Linked DNA regions of Homo sapiens: region 1 is linked to region 2. The links are chromatin contacts, found by Hi-C or POLR2A ChIA-PET in ENCODE. All regions are on one chromosome and are shown on one strand. The core of a region is the stretch at or near the end of the contact, and the rest is flanking DNA. Distances in the headings are between cores, read along the strand shown.

Region 1 (2,700 bases), core at 16-2,515, 1.1 Mb after region 2:
CAGATGGCTAAACTAAGGCCTCTCCTTGACTCATACACCGGTTTTTATTGGTTTGCTTTATAACCCCATCTCTACCTTGAGGGTTTCCCCTGGCCTCGAACCCGGTGTACTCAAGAGCTGCCCATGTCCCAGGCTTCGCGACACAGCTGGCCTCATCTTTGCCTGCTCCAACTTTAATGTCCAAAGTTGGGTGGCTCCTGTTCTCCATTCCCTCTTACTGCATGGGACCAAATCTCAATTTTTTTTTTTCTTTTTTTTTTTAGACGGAGTCTTGCTCTGTCGCCCAGGCTGGAGTGCAGTGGCGCGATCTCGGCTCACTACAGCCTCTGCCTCTCAGGTTCCACCGATTCTCCTGCTTCAGCCTCCTGAGTAGCTGGGATTACAGGCGGACGCTACCACTCCCGGCTAATTTTTGTATTTTTAATAGAGACGGGGTTTCGCCATTTCGGCCAGGCTGGTCTCGAACTCCTGATCTCAGATCATCCACCCGCCTCGGCCTCCCAAAGTGTAGGGATTACAGGCGTGAGCCATCGCGCCCGGCCAAATCTCAATTTTTATCCCCAGTAAGTTTAGTCTTGTGAAGTCCGAACGTTTGAATAATTTACTCGCTGCAGGCAAACCGCCTACAACTAAATCCATCAGGCCCCCGTATCCGAATCTTCCTTCACGCGAGAAGCCGGCCATCTTTTGTGTAGCATTCTTTCTGGTTCCTCTAACTTTGCCTCTCCTTTACGCCAAATACGTGTCCTTATATCTGAATCTACACCACTATTATAGATTCACCTTCTTTGAGAAGTCCCTATTTGAAGAGAGGAAAATTCAGGCTACTTGTAACCCTCTTATTCTTTTTAGACGGAGTTTTCCCTCTTGTTGCCCAGGCTAGAGTGCAATGGCGCGATCTCGGCTCACCGCAACCTCCGCCTCCCGGGTTCAAGCGACTCTCCTGCCTCAGCCTCCCGAGTAGCTGGAATTACAGGCATGCGCCACCACTCCCGGCTAATTTTGTATTTTTAGTAGAGACGGGGTTTCTCCATATTGGTCAGGCTGGTCTCAAACCCCCGGCCTCAGCCTCAGGTGATCCGCCCGCCTCGGCCTCCCAAACTGGTGGGGTTACAGGTGTGAGCCACGGAACGCGGCTCCTCTTCCTTCTGGATATGGCTGTCTCAGATGGCCAGAGGCCTCGGAAAGGCTTCCGGTTTCCCGGCAGGCCCGAGTGGGGCTGAACTTCCGGCCTCAGGACGCAGGCGCGGGCCGCTCATTTCGCTCTTTCCGGCGGTGCTCGCAAGCGAGGCAGCCATGTCTTATCCCGCTGATGATTATGAGTCTGAGGTAAGGTGGCCGTAAGGGCGCGGTGGGCTCCACGACGGGGTGATCTCTGGGACCACTGGATGTGGGTCCCGGCGCGAGGCAGCTTCCGGGTCGCGGCCAGCTCCGGCCGACCTCCCGCCCGGCCCTCAGGCTGCTCCCACAGTTCCCGGTCCCTAGACAACCCTGGCTCTGCCCGCCCACTTCGCGTGTTCGATTGGCTTGTCCTTCCCCTTTCTAAGACCGGAGACTAAGGCCTGTTAGACGTTTCTGTGTTTCTGCACCTGAGTTTTTTTGGTCTAGGCTCCGTCTGGTCAAATCTCGCTGATTCCCACAGCCTCTTGTCCTTTGCTCCACCTCATTGCACCCGTAATGTTGTATTGTCATTGTCTGTTTACTGTCCCTTTTCTCTAAGGCGTGTGAGTTCCTCAAAGGCAGGCACAGTGTCTTATTCGCCTCTGTATCCTTAGCTCTCTGCTTGGCATCTAGACTCTAGGATGAGCGTTTTGAATTCACGACTTGGCGGCTGTCCTTGACTGTGTCTCTTTCCTTCTAGGCGGCTTATGACCCCTACGCTTATCCCAGCGACTATGATATGCACACAGGTGAGACCACGGGTTAGGCTGGCTGAGTACTCGTAGGGATCAGTTCCTTTGGAATGTCTTAGAACCAGCTCTGACAGGCATCAAAAATTGCTCTTTGATGGTCCAGGTTTGGAGTCAGTCATTAGCTGCCAGTGCGAGGGGTTTTATAAAGCCTAATAAACCAGGCTTTTTATCATAGTCCACCTCAGTCTTGGAAGAGAAGGATTACTTACCTGGCTATGGTTTTCTTGTGTAAACTATTAGCCAAATAAGAAAAGCTTTTTTGTTTTTGTTTTTGTTTTTGTTTTTGAGATGGAGTTTCCCTCTGTCCCCCAGGCTGGAGTGCAGTGGTGCGATCTCGGCTCACTGCAACCTCCGCGTCCCTCGTTCAAGCAGTAGTTCTCTTGTCTCAGCCTCCTGAGTAGCTGGGATTACAGGCGCCCACCACCATTCCCAGCTAATTTTTAAATTTTTTTAATAGAGACGAGGTTTCGCCGTGTTGTCCAGGCTGGTCTTGAACTCCTGACCTCAGGTGATCCACCCGCCCCAACCTCCCAAAGTGCTGGGATTACAGGCGTGAGCCACCGCGCCTGCCCCAAGGAAGAAAATCTTGATGTGAAAAATTTAAGTAATTCAAACCAAGCCCGAATGAAATCTTTTTAGGAGGTGTCTGAGGTTTCCTGAAACGTTATAGTGACTTGACTTAGTAGTCAGTGTTATCCATTGTTCTAAGTACTTTGTATGAAATATTTTGTTTAATCCTTACAGCAGTTCTGTATGTTAATGTCTCCTAAAGAATAGAAAATATAGC
Region 2 (2,700 bases), core at 159-2,658:
CTGAGGCAGGGGAATTGCTTGAACCAGGGAGGTGGAGGTTGCAGTGAGCCGAGATTGCGCCACTGCCCTCCAGCCTGGGCAACAGCGTGAGACTCCGTCTCAAAAAAAAAAAAAAAAAAGAAAAACAATCCAGTACCTAGCCCAGTGTGCTATGGTGAGACGATTACATGAAATATGTGTGCTTCACATGCAGTAAGCACTCAGTAACATGCATATGTGTTTCGCAGTCTATAATCCAAAATATTGTTTTTCTAAATGTGCAGACTGATACAAGGGGTACACTACAAATGTGCATGCCACATATTCACATATTCATCCATTCTAAAAGTATTTATTGAGTACCTACTATGTTCCAGGCATTGTTCTGGGTGCTTGGGATGTATCAGTCAACAAAACAAAGATTCCTGCCTTTGGGAGACTCAACATTTATGCCCTTCTTGGAGTGGGGCAGCACAGTAACTTTGGGTCTTAAAGACAACACACAAGTGCCTTTTGCAAACTCTGGTCACTACACTCAGGTCACCGTTATCAGAGGGGGTGAGGTCGGGGGAAAAATCCCATAGTAAAGACTACCAAAGTCACTGATGCCTAACTTTGGGGTACAGTATATGTTTAGCTGAAGCACTCAAGGTTTGCTTAAGCTTTGTTTGTTTTGTTTTGTTTTAACAAGTCTGCTTCTCCAGAGTTGTAACTAGTGATTTTTTAACGAGTCACCTCAACTGGTGAAGGTGGTCTCAGAGTATGTGACAGGGAGCAGGGGGAAATCCACTGGAGCTGCGAAGTGCCCTGGAAGATCATTCTTCCACGCCTAACGTAATTTACTGTATCAGTAATTGCAGTAACTCGCCTTTGGGAGAGAGAAAGGAAAAGGTAGGCAATTTAGGTGAACAAAAGCTCTGGATGAATTATGAAGGCTCTGGACTCCAGAGACCACCGTATTCAAGCGCAAGTTTTCAGACTCACCTGCCAGGATGCATTTGGCTGCCAGCTTCACCATGGTAACCAACACTCCCGCGAGCCGTACCCAGAGGACAAGAGCGGCTGCTAGAGACGCGAGTGGGTGGGCTTCGGGCCCTGGGCTGGCCTGGGACGGGAAGGTGGGGAGGGGAGGGCTGATCTCAAGGGTCAGTGGCCGCGACGGGACTGGGGATGACCGAGCCCGGCCCTTCTGGGCCGGGGGCGGATATCGGGCGCTGGGGGCGGGTGGGCAGGGGAGGGCTCCAGGTGGGCCCGGCTCGAGGCCTGACACGGCAGTCTGAAAAGGTGCAAGCGAGCGGACACGGCCTGTGCTCCCCGCCCAGCCCCTCAGCACAGCCCTACCCAGAGGGTTCAAGGAAGGACGATCCGGCTCTCCTCCGATCACAAGTACCGGGCCGGATGCACTCTCCAAGCAACCATAGCCCACCTGCCCCGCCTCCTCCTCCTCCTCGCTGACCCTCGATTGGTTGCCGCCAAAAGCTCCCACCCTCAAGGTCTCACAAAAATCCAATGGGAGTAGAGAGCTGGGATAACAGCCTTTTCTTGAGATGCAATTCGTAGAGTTATCAGTTCTTCAAGTTCAGTCTGCTTGACGAGTGGTTGTAATTGACGTCAACCAGCTTTATATCCCGCCCCCGCTGCGCCTGAGAGTCCCGAGATAAAGAAGCCTCCACGTCAAGCAGTCAGAAGCGGTGACAAGAGAAGCTTTCTGATTGGTCAGAGTCTGGCTTGACCCATCTTCGGGAGGAATAGGGATTCGCCACTCCCGCTGTCCTTCTAGAAGTGGGTTCGCCTACAATGGGGCAGGTTGGGCTCTAGGCGGTCTGGAGCGGCGCCTGCGCAGTGGGCCAGGCCGCCGCTGTAGAGGTCGTTTTGACTTGCTCTGACTTCGCGCGGTTCTCGCGGCTTCCCCGGTTCCCGGGTTCTGCACAGCGCGGCTATTAAAGTGCATGGAGAAGTGCAGTCCTTGCCCCGCATCCCGCAGGGAAATCTCATTTTAAAAGCTCAAAGATGTAATGAGCGTTAAAATCTAAAATATGAAGGTGTTTTATTAAAGTGATGTTTGTGAACAAAGGGAGAACAAATACACTTTGATGGGGCTAAGCGGTGAGACTCGGAAACTTGAAGTCGTACTTTGCTCTTAGTCCATTTACTCTCTGCAAAAGGAGAATGCATCACTAACCTCGTTTGCCCGTCACCCAGGGAGGCTCTCTGTACGCGTTTACTGGGTTGGGGGTGCCTCTTGCACGTGGTTAGGGGGTCAGAGACCTAAATCCCTGGCCTGGACAAGTCACCTCATCCCTCAGCCTCAGGATGGGCCTAGGAGAACCCGCCTTGTGGGGTGGTTGTGGAGATGGAAGGAGAGAAACGTATGAGTGCCTGGGAGATAGTAGGTGCACACGTGATTGTGGGGTGGATGGGAGAGCGGAAGCTTATCTGGACAGATTTGGTTTATCATCACTGTCACTGGTTGGCCGAATGTACCCCTTGTTCTCACTTTCTCAGGGCCCCTGGGATTCTGATGGCTGATGCTGAAGGGAAGAGCAGCCCCTCAGCAAAGGTGCCTGTGCGAAAGTTCCACATTCCCTCCAGACACCTAGAACATTCCACCTCTCCGCCACTCTGCATCTCAGAGTGGCTGCCAGCCTTGTGTGGGGGAATAAACACACACACTCTATGAATGGCTGATGGTTTCAGCCCCGAATCCAGAGTAAATGCAAG

The links. A loop is a pair of places that touch in the nucleus more often than their neighbours do. ChIA-PET counts read pairs that join two places held with the same protein, here RNA polymerase II (POLR2A). Pooled maps may share reads with other maps.
Region 1: a pooled map shows a loop between it and region 2 (14-fold over the local background). The contact joins the promoter of EIF3L here to the promoter of IFT27 in region 2. A Hi-C loop is called at or near these places in 6 of 50 pooled maps. POLR2A ChIA-PET finds 5 or more read pairs at or near these places in 2 of 52 experiments (activated CD4-positive, alpha-beta T cell and naive thymus-derived CD4-positive, alpha-beta T cell).

Annotation. Positions count from the first base shown.
Region 1 is chr22:37,848,154-37,850,853 of GRCh38, forward strand. EIF3L (eukaryotic translation initiation factor 3 subunit L) reads left to right here and starts at 1,266. Exons shown (of 13, transcript NM_016091.4): 1 at 1,266-1,329; 2 at 1,862-1,910. The coding sequence starts at 1,297. It also overlaps a transcript of ANKRD54 not described here. RefSeq lists enhancers at 385-907, 908-1,430, 1,431-1,952.
Region 2 is chr22:36,774,711-36,777,410 of GRCh38, forward strand. IFT27 (intraflagellar transport 27) reads right to left here and starts at 1,409. Exons shown (of 7, transcript NM_001177701.3): 1 at 964-1,409. The coding sequence starts at 997. RefSeq lists silencers at 971-1,030, 1,161-1,210 and enhancers at 1,109-1,672, 1,451-1,710, 2,238-2,700.